2 separate regions of the Homo sapiens genome follow, and region 1 is linked to region 2. Evidence: chromatin loops called from intact Hi-C (ENCODE). Cell type or tissue: heart right ventricle. All regions are shown on one strand. Links, peaks and the distances in the headings refer to the core of each region. The heading gives the core; the rest is flanking DNA.

Region 1 (9,761 bases), core at 621-8,620, 51 kb before region 2:
AAGAGAGGAGTGATTCTGTGTTCTATTCATGGTGTCTTAACAGATAGCACAAGATTTTACATTGTTCTCAGCTAATGTTGGTCATTGTGATCACTTGATTAGGATAGTGTGTGCCAGGCTTCCCCACTGCAAAGCTATTCTTTTCTCTTTTGTAATTTATAAGCATTTTGTGGGAGAGGTATTTTGAAACTATGTAAATATTCTGTTCCTCATCAAGCTTTCAATTTGTTTGTTTATTCATTTCAGAATAGACTATTTTATTCAATGGGTTATAATCTGTTGCTATTATAATTTTTTGATGCTCAAATTATCCCTGATTTGGCCAGTGGAGACTAGTCAAGCGGGCCTCTGTGTCCTCTTGGCATTTCTACCTCATTCTTGTTTATTTATTTCTTTTTTCTTAAAAATTATACTTTAAGTTCTGGGAAACATGTGCAGAATGTGCAGGTTTGTTACATAGGTACACATGTGCCATGGTGGTTTGCTGCACCCATCAACCTGTCATCTACATTAGGTATTTCTCCTAATGCTATCCATCCCCTACCGCCCTACCCCCTGATAGGCCCTGGTGTGTGATGTTCCCCTCCCTGTGTCCATGTGTTCTCATTGTTCAACTCCCACTGATGAGTGAGAACATGTGGTGCTTGGTTTTCTGTTTCTGTGTTAGTTTACTGAGAATGATGGCTTCCAGCTTTATCCATGTCCCTGCAAAGGACATGAACTCATCCTTTTTTATGGCTGCATAGTATTCCATGATGTATATGTGTCACATTTTCTTCATCCAGTCTATCATTGATGGGCATTTGGGTTTGTTCCAAGTCTTTGCTATTGTTAACAGTGTTACAATAAACGTTCATGTACATGTGTCTTTATAGTAGAATGATTTATAATCCTTTATATATACTCAGTAATGGGATTGCTAGGTCAAATGGTATTTCTGGTTCTAGATCCTTAAGGAATTGCCACACTGTCTTCCACAGTGGTTGAACTAATTTACACTCCCACCAACAGTGTAAAAGCCTTCCTATTTTTTCACATCCTCTTCAGCATCTGTTATATCCTGACTTTTTAATGATCGCCATTCTAACTGGCGTGGGATGGTATCTCATTGTGGTTTTGATTTGCATTTCTCTGATGAACAGTGATTATGAGCTTTTTTAATGTTTGTGGGCTGCATAAATGTCTTCTTTTGAGAAGTGTCTGTTCATATCCTTCACCCACTTTTTGATGGGGCTGTTTTTTTCTTGCAAATTTGTTTAAGTTCTTGGTAGATTCTGGATATTAGCCCTTTGTCAGATGGATAGATTGCAAACATTTTCTCCCATTCAGTAGGTTCCCTGTTTGCTCTGATGATAGTTTTTTTTGCCATGCAGAAGTTCTTTAGTTTAATTAGATCCCATTGTCAATTTTGGCTTTTGTTGTCGTTGTTTTTGGTGTTTTAGTCATGGAGTCTTTGCCCATGCCTATGTCCCGAATGATATTGCCCAGATTTTCTCCTAGGGTTTTCATGGTTTTAGGTTTTACATGTAAGTTTTCAATCCATCTTGAATTAATTTTTGTATAAGGTGTAAGGAAGGGGTCCATTTTCAGTTTTCTGCATATGGCTAGCCAGTTTTCCCAGCACCATTTATTAAGCAGGGAATCCTTTCCCCATTGCTTGTTTTTGTCAGGTTTGTTGAAGATCAGATAGTTGTAGATGTGTGGCATTATTTCTGAGGCCTCTCTTCTGTTCCATTGGTCTATATATCTTTTTTGGTACCAGTACCATGCTGTTTTGGTTACTGTAGCCTTGTAGTATACTTTGAAGTCAGGTAGTGTGATGCCCCAACTTTGTTCTTTTTGCTTAAGATTGTCTTGACTATATGGGCTCTTTTTTGGTTCCATATGAAATTTAAAGCAGTTTTTTCTAGTTCTGTGAAGAAAGTCAATGGTAGCTTGTTGGGGGATAGCATTGAATCTATAAATTACTTTAGACAGTATGGCCGTTTTCACTATATTGATTCTTTCTATCCATGAGCATGACTGTTTTTCCATTTGTTTGTGTCTTTTCTTGTTTCCTTGAGCAGTGGTTTGTAGTTCCCCTTGAAGAGGCCTTCCACATCCCTTGTAAGTTGTATTCCTAGGTATTTTACTCTTTGTAGCAATTGTGAATGGGAGTTCACTCATGATTTGGCTCTTGGTTTGTCTATTATTGGTGTATAGGAATGCTTGTGATTTTTGCACATTGATTTTGTGTCCTGAGACTTTGCTGAAGTTGCTTATCAGTTTAAGGAGACTTGAGGTTGAGACGATGGTGTTTTCTAAATATACAATCATGTCATCTGCAAACAGAGACAATTTGACTTCCTCTCTTCCTATTTGAATACCCTTTATTTCTTTCTCTTGCCTGATTGCCCTGGCCAGAACTTCCAATACTATGTTGAATAGGAGTGGTGAGAGAGGGCATCCTTGTCTTGTGCCGGTTTTCAAAGGAAATGCTTCCAGCTTGTGCCCATTTAGTATGATATTGGCTGTGGGTTTGTAGTAAATGGCTCTTATTATTTTGAGATACGTTCCATCGATACCTAATTTATTGAGAGTTTTTAGCATGAAGGGGTGTTGAATTTTATCGAAGGCCTTTTCTGCATCTATTGAGATAATCATGTGGTTTTTGTCATTGGTTCTGTTTGCACCCTCCCAATACTAAACTAGGAAGACATCGAATCCCTGAATAGACCAATAACAAGTTCTGAAATTGAGGCAGTAAACAACAGCTTATCAACCAAAAAAAAGTCCAGGACCAGATGGATTCACAGTCAAATTCTACCAGAGGTACAAAGAGGGGCTGGGTATCATTCCTTCTAAAATGATTCCAAATAATAGAAAAAGAGGGACTCCTTGCAAACTCATTTTATGAGGCCAGCATTGTCCTGATACCAAAACATGGCAGAGACACAACAAAAAAAGAAAATTTCAGGCCAATATCCCTGATGAACATTGATGCGAAAATCCTCAATAAGATTCTGGCAAACCGAATCCAGCAGCACATCAAAAAGCTTATCCACCACGATCAAGTCGGCTTCACCCTGGGATGAAAGGCTGGTTCAACATACGCAAATCAATAAACGTAATTCATCACATAAACTCTTGTTTATTTCTACCTCATCTTCCTTGCTTTTTGGCATGATGAGAAGTTGTACTCATCTTACACTTTCTTCCAGGTTTGAAATCAGCTGTTTCTCTAAGTAGCCTGAATTTCCTTTAGTGGAGAAGAGTATTTAGAATACTGTGAATATCTGGGCACTAGGTGCGCTCATTGCCACTGTGATGTCATTGCTCCCAGGTCCTAGCCATGGACAGAACTATATTTATTTCTATATTTATGTATGTATATTGAAAACTATTCATTCACATCAATATCCAATTCCAATGCAACAATACACAGGGTTCATTCTAATTTTCTCCCTTTCTGTTATCCCTAAAATATCTACTTAACTGATCCATCCTCCTATATGTAACCCATCTCCCAGCTCTGTTGCTGCCCCCTACTCCTTGCAGCTCCTCTTCTATTGTAGCTGCCTGGATTCCAACACCTCATACTCCCAGCTCCTTCCTTGCTGCATTTGCACTCTGGCTTATGTCTCCCTGTGGATACCCCACTTACCTGGCTTGGGCTCCAAACCCCATGCCAGGCCACCATCCCATGTGAACCCATTTCTCACCCTGCTCAGGCTTTCTGTCAGTCATTTTCAATCTGACTCCTAGCAGATTTTTAAAAGGATCCACTTGGGTAGATACAAAATGAGTTTAAGCAACTAAACTCTGGGAAAAAAAAAAACAACCCAAGCCCAAATCTATTTAATAACATGTATTACATTTTAAAATAGGTAGATTAGAGTACTAAAATAAAGTTTGTTGATTCTCTTCTTTTCCACTTTAACCCTTTAAATTAAAACAAATACTAGGGCTTAGCTGGGATATGTAGCAGTTGGCTGATGAGGAAGGAAGTGAAGATGATGCTGCCTTCTGGGCTGGCATCTACATAGTGATTATGCAAGACTAGGGTGAAGGAGGCAATGCGGAACAAGGACAGAAGAGGCAGCCTCTTTTCTGCCTTTATTTTATGATTTTTAATCTTGACTTGAGAACCAGATGTTCTGATTAAGGAATGACTGAGGACTGGGGACATGGCCAAGGTTTCAAAAAGAGGCAATGGACAAAAGATGCTTCTGGTAGACCAGGTGACGTCAGAAAGAAAATTAATCTAATTTTATGTAAGTGAATTTCCTCCTGAACCAGGATAGCAGGAAATGTAATCTTTCAGGAAAGACAGAGTTGGAGATTTCATTTTCTACTTATCCCTTTTCCCATGCTAGAGAAACAGTTTTACTTCAAAGAAGCAGACAAGGAGGTGTTTCCTGCAGGGTGAACAGATTTGCAGAGTGGGCTGGTGCTACTCCCTTGATGAGGAACCTCTGTGTGGGGCAGCCTATCTGGGGAATTAAATTGTTCTCTGGCCCTTGCCTGCTGGGCTGCAGGGCCTCAGTGATGGGGATGGGGGGTGGGGCACTCCATAGTTCCCGTGGCTAAATGAGTGCACGTAGCAGGATTGTCCTAAGCTTTGTTTAATGGCATTTCAATGGGGGAAAATGAAGTTCCCGGAACAAAATCCCAAATTGTTCTTGCTTTATCTTCCTCCTAAATGTGTGTATTTCTGAGCCGAAAGGCAAAGGAAGTAAAACTCCACCCACCTCTTCCCCATCTGACCATGTCAGATCCCAAGTATTTGTCTGTGCTCCAATTAAAGAGACGAAGATTCTCGATTTCACCCCAGCTCTTGTCAGTACAGGGAGCTCTTAACTTTCCACACGGAAGTAGAGAAATGTAATTTTGAGGAGAAGTGCTGATTTTTATTGGGCATGACTTAACTCAAGCTGCATCCCTGTTTTTTTTTTTTTTCTTTTTAAGAATAATCACTTCAAAATGATTAATGATGCCTGAAGCCTGACCAGTCTTACTTCCTGTGGTGAAATGTGGAACTTTTGTGCATGTCTGGGTTCGTAGGAGGGTGTGCACCAAACTCTATCAAGAGATAGTTTCCCATACTGTACAAACAGTTGGGTCATTGTTCAGAAAAGCTGACTCTCTGAAGGAAACGTGCTACAGAGTGGTACCATATCCACAGCGGGGAGGGAAGGCTTTGCTTCAGTTACAGAAGGGAAGTAAACTCATTTCCTTCTTAAGGTGCCAGAACAAGAGAGTTGCTTTGTCAGCGGGTGCCTCAATCTGGCTTTTTTGTTGTTGGTGGTGGGGGTTACGAACAATGAGGATGATGTCTTTGAAAACAGGTAGGATTTTTGAAGGGTCACAATAGAGGAATAGGTAGAACAAAGAGTCACATCCTGCTGGGACGCAACCATTCTACTGGACCTCTAGGCTGATCTGGGGGAACAGACTCCTCAGGGGAGCATCCGGCCCTTCCAGCATTTCCCAGGAGCAGCCCTAGCCTGACTGCCAACCACTCTTCATTGAGGACCCAGAACTGGTCTGCAGCAAATGCATTTAGCATTTTTGTGAATCCTGTTTGGAAAAGAGCATGGATGATGCTTATTTAAGAAAGCTAAAACTAACACAGAATACTATTGATAGATTTTTTTTTTACAGGATTTTGGAAGTCTAATAATTGTGTCATGTATATGTTCTCCTACCTCCTTCCCCACTCCTCCATGCTATTCTTTGCATTAATACTCTGAGAAGGGTGATTTGGTGAAAAAGAAAAGCAGACCGTCAGCTTATCTTTTCTGGAGCTCTGAGGAAGCTCTATAGTGATCCTTCCCTTAATAAGTTGTTTTATAGAGAAGCTGAACTTTCCACTGAGGCACAGTGCATGGGATAAAAGACTGGCTTAAGAGATACAAAGTCAGAAAGGGGAAAGGGATACTAGCAGAGCTCTGAGTGCTGAGGGTGGTGCGAGAGAGTGCGTGCCTGTGAGAATGCACACGTGTGTGCAAGCCTTCTCTCTTCTGAACAAATTCATCCCAATAGGTCTCCATTTCCTCAGGACCCATAACATCACCCACTTATGGGAGGGCTATGAAGAACAATGGGTGATAGCTGCAAAGAAATATTAAGGCATGAATTATTGCTTCATGATTGTCTTCTATTAGAAAAGCCACATGTGAGACAAAACAAACAAACAATTCCTCCCCAACGCCCCCCCACCAGCATACAAAAAGTCTACACTGGCTGCTCCTGAGCTGAGCTGTTCTTAGGATACGTTGTGTAAACCAGGCTCTCAATTGCAGAACTGCATTGGCATCAACTGTGTTAGAAACCATAAGTAATTTTGGGCACACTGCCTAAGGGGTTGGAGCCAGGAGGACTGATCTTTATGTTAACAGGCAGAGCACCTGCCTGAGAAATCTGGGAACACAGGTTTTCTTCCCACGACGCCTTCTTCATGCGAATTAATCTATTAGCTGGTATGTGTGTCAGTTTATTTAGGAGCATATGTGCTGACAATTGGCTTCCGACTGTAAAATACGGTCTTGAGGGAGAAAATGATTAATTGCCTGCTTTAAAGTGTGTGTGTGTGTGTGTGTGTGTGTGTATGTGTATGTGTTTGATGACAGTCACTATTAGTATGCATGTGCCTATAAAACTAAAGGCAAACTAACGGCAAATAACCATTAAGACATTGAAATGTGTGAATAAACAAATATAAAAGAAATAGGGCTGTGAACATCTCAAATAGGTCTTTACTATCATAAACATTTTTTGGGGGGGTCTCTGCCTATATCTTACTTTTAAAATGTTATATGTGTTAGTAAACTCTTCATTCTTATCAATGTGAAAAGAATGTAGGAATGGGATTACTTGGTCCCTTGTAGAAATCCAGAGTAACAGACTAGATAATATAGTTTCCAAAATACAAAATGTAGGCCATTTATGGTTGTGAACTATTTTCCCAAATAAAGATACTGAAATAAGAAACAAAACAAAATTGCCATTGTTTCATTATAAAAAGGGCATTTTAACACAGAAAGCAGAAGTACATAGTCTCAATAAAGAGCAAAGCCTTGAGTTGAATATAAGTAATGTGATGAAAGGTCACTGCACTGTTTTTATCTTTCTCATTTTGCTGTGGATGGATATTTGGGAACCCCTCCTTTTTATTGGCACTCTGCATTAGGAATGTCATTATAGCAGTGGTGCTCAGAATTCAAGCGAAGATAAATGGGAAGAGGGATGGCCAGTTTGAAGGCCAGTTTGCCCAGGATGGAGGTATGACAACACTCAGTAAGTGTCTAAGGCACTGCTAAGTGCTTTATGCACATTGCTTCATTTAATTGCTGTCTAGTTTCCAGAAACTGGCGTAAGGATGCTGCTTTCCATTGACCAATGGTCCATCAGCCAGCTACTGAGAGCTTTTGGAGAGTGGCTGTGACTAGCACTTTTAGAAAATAACCAAATGAGGAGCTGAGAAAACAAATTATTGCTGAGACAAAGAGGGTGGATGAGATGGTGGAAGAGGAAAATGGACCAGCTCAAAACTTAAAAATAAAGCCATCAGATGCTGCAGAGGGGGAAAGGAGAGTGGGGAATGAGGAGCAGTCAGTTAGCTAAGTGATGAGGAAATAATCGAGGTCAATAAAGCAGATCCAGGGGTAGGCTGGCAACAGAAATCAGCTTGTACATGGTGCCAACTGGGTTTGGGAAGTTTGGTTAGATAGCTGTTCCAGAAGACAGCAAAGTGATCGTTTTTTCTTTTTAATTTCTTTCTTTTAATAGAAAGATTTGGACTTTCAATCACTCAACAAACATTTATTGGGTGTCTACTAGTAAGGACTGTGCTAAGTGCTGAGGATTTAGACATAAAAGGAGCAATCTCTGCTCTTAAAGAGCTCTCAGTCTGGGAACTTTTTGAGGAAGTCTGAGAGGTGAACAGACAAGGCTAATGTCATGTGTTAAAAGCTCTGGGAGAGGAAAGCCTGGGGCTCTTGCCACACAGGGCAGAGAGTATTAATGATGCAGGAATTTTTTTTGACCCCTTCATCGGACTTGCTACAGGGGTGGTCCATTTACCAGGCCCACTGTGCTCAACCTTTTGCAGGAGGGAGTGCATTAGCAAGCGAGTGCAGGATCTGGCTGGATGCTTTGGGTGCTGGCAGGAGCAGGTTCCATGTGGCCCCATGGTGGTGCCCAGATGGGGATGCCTGTGACCGCCGAAGCCCCAGAGGGTGTGTTACGATGATCTCTTAGCTCTGCCATCTGTGGACAGCAGTGTGTTATCAGCTCAGTGGGCCCCTTGCCTCATCACGTTGGGTGGCTGTCCTCTGCCAGCAAGGGCAAAGGGCCAGTGTGACAACCTTTTTTGAGTACCCACACTTGGTGGGTCCTGAGCTCTTGTCCAGTGCCCAAGAAGAATTAGGTTGCATGGAAACTTGAAGGATGGTGGAGGCAGAGAATTTTTTTTTTTTTTAGTGATGGAAGTGGCTCTCAGTAGAGAGGGGATAGCTGGAGAGGGGACAGGATGGGCAGGTAATCTTCCCTGAAGTCTGGCTGTCTCCACATGGCTCTTCTCTGAAGTTAAGCTGTCTCTCCTCTGAAGTCTAGCCGTCGCTCTGAAGTCAAGTCACCTCTCTCCAGTCAAGCCACTTCTCCCTCTCTACTACTGAGTCTGGGGTCTTTATAGGCACAGGATAGGAGGTGGGGCAGGCCATAGGTAGTTTTGGAAAAGGCAAAATTTGATTGGTAAAAAGACATTATTCAGAAAGAACCAACTGGGTGCAGTGGCTCACACCTATAATCCTAGCATTCTGGAAGGCCGAGTTGGGTGGATCACCTGAGGTCAGGAGTTCTAGGCCAGAAAGAACCAATCAGGAGAGAGTGGGCAAACAGGGATAGAAGTTCCCACTTCAGGCTGTGGGTTTCAGGCTTTTTGGCTTGATGGTGGGGTTTCGCCAGGGACCCACCCTTGTCTGCCTCTATCTATCATTAACTTTCACTGAAGATGGCCGATGGTTGGGAACAGCATCACAGAGGTCAATGCTGAGCTAGGCTTTGAGGGATGATTAGGAGTTTTCTGGCAAAAAATGGAGGAATGGCCTTCCAGGCAGAGAAAACAGTGGGTGCAAAGGAATGGGGGGATCTCAGTGAGCTTCACAGCTGGATTGGAGAACACTATAAGCGTAGCATTGACTTGGGAGGCACTTATGAGTTGCATTGCACACTATGCTGAGTAGTTGGGATTTCAACGTACCAGTAGATCAAGGGGAAGCAGCCAGCTGAGCAAAGGCACGATATCCAAAAAAGAGGGGTTGTCACTGAGGGAAAGGGAGAGGAGCTGAGTGAGGGTAAAAGTGTTTTCGAGGTGGGAAGGAGGAATGTGAAGGTAGCTGGTGAGGGACAGTGTTGGTGTCCTCTGCACAGTAGCTGCTGAGGCCATCTGGCTGTGACGAAGAGATGAAATAGGGAGGGGGTTTGGAGGAGGGTCCTGGGGAATTCTAAAGAGAAGTAAAAGGATTGCCATATTGTTATTATTTGAGATTCACAAAGACTTTCATCAGATACGTAACTGATTCTCATTGACACCATTGCCCCTACATCTGTTGTTCTGCTTTTAAATGAAGTGTGATATTTCTTTCCAATATCCATTTCCTGCAAAAATATCAAGTGACAGGCATGGTCGTTCTGAACAGGAGCCAAGGTGTGTTGATTACAAATTCTCTGTCCTCTTGTTGAAACTTGTTTATATTTCACAGAGTCAAACATCAACCAGC
Region 2 (9,761 bases), core at 968-8,967:
TATCTTTTTAAGAAAACCAGCAAACAATGGCTTATGTTAATGAGGTGTCATGAGAAATACAAAGGAAGCAGAGACACCAGTCTTTGCTCTTCTGCTGTTTATAGTATTGTATATCATGGTATGCAGTCACCTGGTGTTCTGCTTTTACAGGAGGGTTTATTAAGTATGAGGCATTGGGCATTCATATCATGGTTGGCCCTGAAACCTGGAGGTGTTCCTCTGCCACTGCTGAAGAGCAGGTGGTTACTGAAAGAGAACAAGGTGAAGGCCCATTTAAAATCGGGCCTCAAATAAATGTGAATACCTTTGGAATTGTTTGTTTGTCCAGGCTTCTGATTTCAAGTGAGTTGTATTTGTCAGGTAACACTATGGCAATGGGAGCATTAAATTAAGAGGTAAATTGGACATTCTATCCATAGGTGCCTCCCTCTTGACTTGGAGGAGACAGGCAGGTCTGATTTTGGCACATTTGGGAATATGGGAGCAAACACATGCCAGCTCCTTCAGGCTGCTAATCATAGCTTGGATGTCGTTTGCCTCAGGCAGCAACAAGGATTTATTAAGCCCCCATGTGGGGCATGGCATTGGATTAAGAACTCAGATTCTGTTGAGGCTCTGGCTTTGGAATTCAATCTTATACTTTTGCTTGAGGTAAGAAAGCATTCACAGTAACCTCATTCTTCTGCAATGCTCAGATGATGACTAAAGAAAAAATCATTCCAGTGAGCCAACATTAGGTATCCCATCCTCTGGCACAAAGAATCAGGGAAGAGGTATTTAAATAGAGCAAAACCACATCAGTTTGAAATTCAACGACCTGAAACCAGACAGTCAGAGATGGAATCACAGAATGTGAGAATCAGAAGGTAATTTAGTGATCACCTAGGCCACTGGTTTCCAAACTTTAGCATGCATTGTGATCACCTGGTGGGCTTGTCAAAATAGAGACTGCTGGACCCTAATGCCCAGGAACTATAATTTGGTAGGTCTGGGACCTATCCGAGAATTAAGAACTTAATTGGGTTGGATCCAAGAATTTGCATTGCTAACCAGTTCCCATATAATAGCGATGTCACTGGTTTGGCTACCACATCTTGAGAGCCACTGATTTAGATGACTCCTGTACTTTACAAGTAAGGAAACTGGAATGGAAAGTTGAACTGTTCAAGGTAACAGTGCAGAAAATGAAAGGGCCAAGGCTAAATCTAGTTCTTTTGAGTTCAGGTTCATTGTTCTTATTTCTGTTCCACCATTCATGACATAAATTTACTGTGTCTACAATAACATATATTTTCTTAGGAATAATAGGAAACTCCCCAAATCTTTGCATTCCCACTTGGTATTAATCGACTTTGGGAAGTCATGTAACCACTCTACTGTTTCAGTTTCTGTAAAGTGGGAAAAATAGTAATACTTGTAATAATAGGATAACAATCCTCTCTGATATGATGGTTGTGAGGATTGACATATAATATTATAGATATATAGGTATATACATCAAATATTTATAAAGTTCTTAGAATAGTGCTTTGCAAACTGCAATTATTGTTACTAAATATTAGCTATTTCTAATTATTTTGAAAATATTTTATATTACCAAGATTTCACTCTATCTGGTCAAACTGGTTGATATAAGAATAGTAAAGGTGACTAAGAGAAAAAAAGTCAGAATATGGCTAATCCCAAAACAGATTATTTAAAATAATTGGATTTTAGAGTGAGTGTGATCTTCTAAATTATCTACTCCAGCCCTCTCTTCCTATGCAGGAAACAGAGAAGTCACAGAGAAATTAAGTGATGTGTTTAAGCTTTTGTAGCTAATTAGCCGTACTGGAGTTCTAGAACTCAGTTTAATCCTATGCTAGTCAATATTTTTGAATGTAGCATTATATTTTCTTAGTCCACTTTCTTTTGCTCATAAAAGAATATCTGAGACTGGATAATTTATAAGAAACACAATTAATTTTTTATAGTTCCGAAGATGGGGAAGTCCAAGGTTGAGGGGTTATATCTGGTGAGAGCCTTCTTGCTGAGACCCTGCAGAGTTCCAAGGTGGCACAGGGCATCACATGGTGAAGGCGCTGAGCATGCTGGCTCACGTCTCTCTTCCTCTTTCTATAAAACCACCAGTCCTACTCCCATAATAACCCATTAATCCATTAACCTGAAAATCCATTAATGCACGAATGGCTCTACCCTCATGCTCCAATCACCTTTTAAAGGGGTCACCTCTCAATACTGCCACATTCGGGATTAAGTTTTCAACATGAATTTTAGAGGGGACCTTTAAACCATAATGAATATCTTCTTACAGTGTTATCTCTATTTCCTAGTGCTATGAATTCAGCTGAATTGTAGAGTTGACAACATACCGTTGCTTCAGTATCTTGTCCTGCTTGTTCTGAATGCTTTTTCCTAAATGCTTTATTGTTGTTGCTGTTGTTGTTGTTCCTGCATAGGGCAAAATGAGATGCCTTTATTTCTATTAAGTTTCAAAAATACTCAGAAGGATATGTGAAGCTATTTCCTACCTGCTTGTTATTCTACTGTGTTTCCCCTGAAACTTTCCATGTCTTGAGATGACTCAATACCATGGAAAGCAAATTATTATTCAATTTAAAAATCAAGACTCATTTAAGGTATCTAAATTCCAATTTGGACAGCAAAAGGTTAATAGCGCATAGAAAAAATTCCAGCAGCCCACAAATCTAAGCATAATTATGTATGAACATGAGGCTTTTATTGCTGTCAAAATTAATCACTTTTCAACTTCCAGCTGTTAAAACCCTTCTGGCAGTTCTCCAAGCAATTCCCCTACAGTTACTTTTCCTTCAATTAATTTCTGGTGCAGTTCACAGGCTCCTGTTACATAAGCAGCAACTGAAAAGTTGACTTCTTGGGCTTTCTTTCTCTTTCCTTCCTTTCTTCCTTTGCTTAAAACTAGAAAACGACAGAATATGAAGCTTACTACTTTTACTCTTTCAGCTTGACTCTTAAAATCTAGAAACGAGCAGTGTGGAATTAAAGTATTAGTATTTATTATAAAGCACTTTATGTGTGTGAAGTGATTTGTAATAATTTTTATTAGCCATTTCTTTCCACCGTCCTCTGAGGTACGTGAATGTTGTTATGTTTGCACTCTACAGCCCCACCCACTTTTCTCCCCCAGAAACTTTGCAGGAAATGGAATTTACAAATCTTCAGCACTGGGTTTAACCCCGATGGTATGCACCATTTATTTCTGGGATGGTGGCTACCTTCGCCACTCCTGTAGGCATACAGGTTTGTTGTGGTGGGAATTATCTCAGAAGGAGAAGCCGTGAGGTGCCTGAAGCTGCCCAGTTGCCTCAAAGCTCTCGTGGTGGACTGCACCCCCAACCCCCATTCTAGAAGCAGCTGCCAAGAGACTGGTTGAGTTCTGAAGGGCAGAGGCCTGTGGTAAACTATGCCATTGTGTTGACTATGAATCCTCAAGGAGATTGATAAATGATCACAGTGTATGATTGTATGAAAGTCTGCATCTTTGCATTTGCTTGGCACAGACCGAGTGCTTGCACATGGGTACTGGGTCAGATGTGTTGTCTTTCCAGTCTTCCTTCCTGGGATTCCAGAAGAATAGTCCTTGCATCCTTTCTCACTGCTGTAGAGATCTGAATGAAGGCCGACGCTGCGCTTCCTAGGGACGGGGAGTTCTAATTCCTCTCACCTCACCTGCATTATCAGGGCATATGCTCTTCCACATCTGAGTGAGTTAAGCCAGTTTCATTTCCCTGGTTTGTCTCTTCCAGCTCCCTCCAAAGTTGCCTGCCCTCTTCACACCTGGGGTGGAGGGCGCCTTCCCTGGGCACCCTCCTTCTCCTCCTCATCCACCCTGCTTCATGCTGTTCCATAATTGCACGTTAAAATGCTGTAATGAACAGATGCTTCTAGTGTGTAGTCTCTTTGTAATTTCTGCTATCATCCTCCATTTTCATGCAAAATTAATGTATTTCCAGATGCTGATTCCTGAGTCTTTCTACCCGATAGTGGCAGTGCATGAGATTTGAAACTGGGCAAGGGGGTATGAAGATGTGTTTGGGGCAGAGGTAAAAGAGTAAAGAGGTCTTGCCTATTAAAAAAAATGTAAGAATGCAGCAAACACCTTGTAGTGCCTGTTTGTTTTATCATGAATATGCAGTTCTGTGCTACCCTGTATTTATGTGGTTGGGAGGAGAGACTGCAGATGCAGGGGAAATCTTCATTCCATTCTTATCATTCAGACTCTAAAGTGGCTTGTCATTGAAAATTTGGGCTTTGAAAATTCAAGGCTGTCATAATTTAGGCTATGGAGCAAGATTTCTTGTCCAAGCAGGAGTCTTGCTGGTCAGTGGGCTGGGGAGTGATTTGTGTGAATTTATCTCAGCACGAGTCCCCTGAGGCTGGTTTCTAGGCTGCCTTGGTTAAAAATAGCCTGTTGATGAAATCACATCCTAGCTCAAACCTAGCCCAAGGAAATGGCTCAAGGCCCGAGCACCTTACTGGAATATGAAGCAGAGACAGATTCACCAAGAAGTCATCAGATTGTCCCTTTACTACAATTTGCACTGCAGTGAAAAATCTGTGTCAACCTCTCCCTCCTCTTTCAAAAATTAGCTGGTTAGATTCTCACAGGACTGCGTTATTTGACTCCAGTCAGGGTAATTTGGACAAATCTTACTGAGCCCTGAATTGATGGTCTAGAGTGAATTGAGTCAGGATTAAAGTCAGGATTCTCTGAGTCTGACGACCAGAGGCCAAGACTCTTCCTTTGGGAAGCTGCCAAGACATCTAAGAGACAGGCTGGAGATCATGTTGAGAGCACCAAGGCCAGGAAGGACTGCTGATGAAGTTTTGTCCTTCTGTTCAGTATTTAACGTACTTCCTATTTGTAAGACATTCCTTAAAAATTGCTACAGGCACAGTTTTTGTTAATTGGCTTATATAACATGCATGAATATTATTTTTCACTGAAAATACCTTTTTGTACATTATGTGCTTGTTTCCTTAATTGGATACTCTGTGGGTGGTTTGGCTAGATTTGGTGTTCCCTAGACCTGTAGATTCTATCATTCGAACTCCAAACATCTCACCAAACTCTACCAAGTGTAAATTAAAAACAAATACGTATGCAGTCAACAAGTTGGGGAGAAGAAGTTCTGTTTGGCATTAGAGTCACTTTGCAATTGGCAAAATACAGTTACAGTAATTTATATTGCTCTTATTCCATCTGCTTTCTGGCTTAAAATGTCCTGGATTGCCTCAAACTCTGAATATGCAATATTTTCCATTTACAAAATTTTCCTGCATAATCCATTTTATTTTTCAGAGAACTTTTGAAAAACAACATTGGTTAGTTTCATATTTCTAGAGTCAAGTTTTATGTGATATGATTTTTAATCTTATAAATGGATGATAAAGCCTGAAGAGATAATCCAGGGAAACTTCTAGAGAGAAAATGTTTGTCCCATGGACTCAGTGCAAATTCTGCCAACAAATGAATAGTTCACAGCAGCTGGACTTTGTAGAGGCAGAGCCCACATAGTCTCAAGTAAATTCCTTCTGAGGCCTGCAGCTTTCTACCACCACCCCCTGGTTATGTTTAAATACGTTCTGCCTCCATGCCTCTTTGGAACTTCAAATTTCTTTTTGGAGCCATGGAGGCATGAGTGTTTATAAATTATCTTCTTCACTACTCAATTATGAAAGGAGGAGTAGAAATGAGTGCACATGTTGAAGATTATAGGAAAACACGCAAGTTTCAGAGTCTGTATGATTCTGGGACAGGGGAATGGAGGTGAGGGGATAGTAGCTGGTCCTGGGATTTGGCACTCCTGTCTATTCATTTGCCAGGAGTTACACTCACCCACTTCTGTGTACCGTATTAGGGAGGGAAGGTAGGGATGGAAATCATAGAGTAAACAGTCTCATCAATTCCAGCCACATCGCCTGAGTTTTCAAGTGATAAATAGGATTGTTTGGAAGGCATTGGCAGGCTCTTTTCATGGCATTAGGTACTATTTAGAAGACAAATGATTTGAAGTTGTCTTCTTAGTTGAGAAACATTTGCAAGGATTTTCTGTTTTGCCTCTTTCAACATATAACACTATTATTTAGTTTAGTTGTTTGTTTGTTTCCTAAACAGGGTCTCACTCTGTCACCCAGGCTGGAGTGCAGTGGCACAATCCTGGCTCACTGCAGCCTTGACCTCCCTGTCTCAGATGATCCTCCCACCTCACCCTCTGGAGTAGCTGGGACCACAGGCATGTGCCACCATGCTTGGCCAATTTTTTTTGTGTGTATTTTTTTTTGAGCCGGGGTTTCATCATGTTGCCCAGGCGGGTCTCAATCTCCTGGGGCCAAGCGATCCACTGGCCTTGGCCTCCTAAAGTGCTAGGATTAGAGGTGTGAGCCACTGCACCTGGTCCACTAGTTTAGCTTTTATCCTACAAAACTGTCTTCAGTTGAATTATAACAATGACTTACATTTGAATTCTACTGTCTAATTTTCACAGACATTATTTCATTCAATACTCCTGTGATCAAGACTTTTTTTTTTTTTTTTTGATACAGAGTTTCACTCTTGTTGCCCAAGCTGGAGTACAAAGGTGTGTCCACCTCCCGGGTTCAAGTGATTCTCCTGCCTCAGCCTCCCGAGAGCTGGGATTACAGGATCCCACCACCATACCCAGCTAATTTTGTATGTTTAGTAGAGACAGGGTTTTGCCATGTTGGCCAGGCTGGTCTCCAACACCTGACCTCAGGTGTTCCTCCCACCTTGGCCTCCCAAAGTGCTGGGATCATAGGCATGAACCACTGCACCCAGCCCTGTCATCAATACTTAATTGGAGCCGGAAAGGAAGGTATCATTAACTCACTGCTCGGGCATGGAAATTAAGAGAAAAGTAACTTGTCCAGGCTCACAGGGCAAGTTGGTGGCAAAGTGGGGACTGCAGCCAAAGTCTCCTGGCTCCTAGTACAGTGTTTTCTATTGGAAAAAGCAGTGTTTAGTGATGCTTATTAGCTATTGGCATCCTTCATGAAGATGGTAACATCTCTGGTCCATCAGGAGGGAGGTACATTGTGCTTTCTTCAGTAGACACTCATATGTAGGTTATTCTTCAGTTTGTAACTGCCCACAGCACCTGTTATGCCAAGTTATTCTTACCTTGCCTGCTGGATTTTCTGGACAACCCATAACCTTTGCTAGAAAGAAGCCTGCACGTGTTCTATTTCTGGAGCTTCGCTAGTCTGCCAGCAGTACTCAGGTCCCCAGGGTACCTACCTATTTCAAGTTGCTTGAAGGTGTGCTTCTGGGCACCTGGGAAGTGCGTTGGACCCCTAGAATGTACCTGCCCTGGCTGATACTTAATATGAAAGCTGCCTCGTTACTACTGTCCTTATCAGCTCAGTACCCAGGGAGGTGTCCAGGCCTGGACATTGCTCCTCAAACAATAGTTTGGTTTCATTCCAGGAGCTTTTGTTGTTGCCGTCTTATTGGCTGTTATTTGGAAAGCTTAGAGATGAGGCTAGTTTAACAAGTCAAGAGTCGCTGTGAAATATCTATTTTGCTGCCCTGTAAAAACAGAATACATTCTCTGATTTTGACTGTGGTGAGGAGCTTGATGCTGGATTGATGCTACAACAACTTCAAAGTACTGGCTTTCTTGAAGGTACAAAGAGTTGAAGCTATCACCATTTAGCTTTTAGATAATCTGCACATTTTGTTCTTCCCTGCTGCTCAATTGCCAGAGTTTAATAAGGATGCCTTAGAACACATGATCTCTCCTTGCAGTTTAAATCAATCACCCATTAATTGACACACAAACCTCTCTAGAAAGAGCTCATCTTCTTGGTTTCTGGGAATGTGACCTGGTTCTCTGTTCAGGTATAGGGTCACCTTTGTTCTCTCTGTTTGTTTCCCAAGCTTTAGGTAAAACTTCTAACCAGGCATGGTTTGTCTTCAGCTCTATTTAATTTGTTTCAGAGGCTTCTAATCTACTTTAGATCTTTCCCTTTCTCCCTCCAAACTTCAATTTGAGAATGAATTCCTACTGCAATAATATTAAGGGTGGGGCCTTTAGGAGGTGATTAGATCATGAAGACTCTGCCCTCATGAATGGGATTCGTGCCCTTATACAAGGGCTTAAGGGAATCTGTTTGTCCCTTTTCGTCCTTCCATCATGTGAGAACACAGCATTTGCTCTTTCTGCCACGTGAGTTTGCAGCAAAAAGGCACTTACCAGACAGCAAATGCTGGTGTTTTTATCTTGGACTCCCCAGCCTCCAGAACTGTAAGAAACAAATTTCTGTTTTTTATAAATTACCAAGTCTAAGGTATTTTGTTGTAGTAGCAGAAATAGACTAAGTCTCATTCATAGACCCGGTGCTTTCCAGCTGCTCAAAATTATTTGCTGTGCAGTCCTAACTGGGTCCGCATTTGATGGCATCTGTGGGTCATTACAAGGTTTCTTTCCCTCTCAAAATTCTCCTAACTTCTCTTGGAAGCCCTGCCCTTTCTGTTTATAATAAACAACTTCTCTTTTAAAAAAAGATAGCCATTATGATGATTACTATCAACACTATTATACCACCACCATTACCCCCTACTCTTTGCCAAGCCCTGAGAACACACAAAAATATAAAAAGACTCTCTGCCCTGGGAGAGTTTCTAATCTGGGTGCAGGAATATAAACACTATTGATCACAAGTCAATTCCTGTCTTACTTCTAGGATAAAATGCTTATGCATTCCAATAGGAAATATAAGAGCATGATGCCTTAGCCCATGGTACTTTTGAGAGGCCAATGAAGAGATATTCAGAAAAGGCAGGGACCCTGAAAAAATCATATCACATCAATGGGTATCTACAAAAGCCTACCTTTAAAATCTTCTCTACCACCTGTTTCCAGCTGATGGCCCTGTGATTGTCCATAGTAAAACCACACAGGGTGTATTTGGGGGTGGCCTTTTTTGTTGTGGGGGTGATTCTGTGAGTGTTGCTGTAGCTCACCCTAAATTACTCATGTCCATCCTAAAGCACAGCGGAAGAGATGTACATGACTGTCAGACCAGAGCTTCTGCCAAGCAGAGGCAGGATGCAACAAGACACTTGAAAGCAGAAATCTTCCTGTTTCTGTAACATTTCCAGCTGGAAAACCAATCAGAGCCACACATTCCAGCTACACTTGGGAAACACTGAAATATCCAAGTAGTAATCACCTAGGTATGCTGCTAACTGCAGCTCAAAATAATTCTGGGGTTGCCAGTGCCATGTACCTTGTAGGCTTCCAATTACCTGTGCTCACTTCTCTCTTTTCTCCAAGGACCAATTATTGGGGGAATTTGGCATTTCTCCTCCTCTCTGCTTCAGCCATTCAAAGAAAGATTGTTATACACCAGAATGTCTGACCATTTTAATTAAGCCAGTCAAAGGTAGGTGCTGAAACAGTTTAGCCCCCGAAGCAAGGATTAAACACTTAAGGTTGAGGAACATAGAGGTTAGTTAGTGTCAAAGAGTTGGAAGAGACCCTAGAGTAGGATGACCATACATTTCAGTTTAACCTGAAAGCCCCTGTCTCGGTGTAATTATTATCACTTCTTTTCTCTCAAAAGTGCTCAGTTGGGACAAAAATGATATAGCTACTTTGCCTTAAAGATTATCTAGTCTGCCTTTCAGTTTGGTTCAAATTTAATGTAGAAATTATCTTTCTGTGAATGATGGAGACTTGGGAGATGTAAAAAAA

What was found. Peaks named below come from ENCODE experiments on the same cell type or tissue, not always from the same donor. Only the 100,000 strongest peaks of a DNase experiment are listed, where the experiment ranks them.
Region 1: it touches region 2 in a loop (2.6-fold over the local background); 3 of 110 quality-filtered maps call a loop at or near these places.

Annotation. Positions count from the first base shown.
Region 1 is chr5:74,429,002-74,438,762 of GRCh38, reverse strand. All of the region lies in intron 2 of LINC01331 (long intergenic non-protein coding RNA 1331), which reads left to right. Among named protein-coding and RNA genes, the nearest start is that of LINC01331, 100 kb to the left of the region's middle. RefSeq lists an enhancer at 4,936-5,025. In heart right ventricle, for the core only: no CTCF peak of the experiment used is centred there; a DNase peak (open chromatin) is centred at 4,085; H3K4me3 peaks cover 1,080 bases; H3K27ac peaks cover 2,133 bases.
Region 2 is chr5:74,378,086-74,387,846 of GRCh38, reverse strand. The region is part of intron 2 of LINC01331 (long intergenic non-protein coding RNA 1331); the gene reads left to right. Among named protein-coding and RNA genes, the nearest start is that of LINC01333, 61 kb to the right of the region's middle. In heart right ventricle, for the core only: no CTCF peak of the experiment used is centred there; a DNase peak (open chromatin) is centred at 4,444; H3K27ac peaks cover 4,083 bases.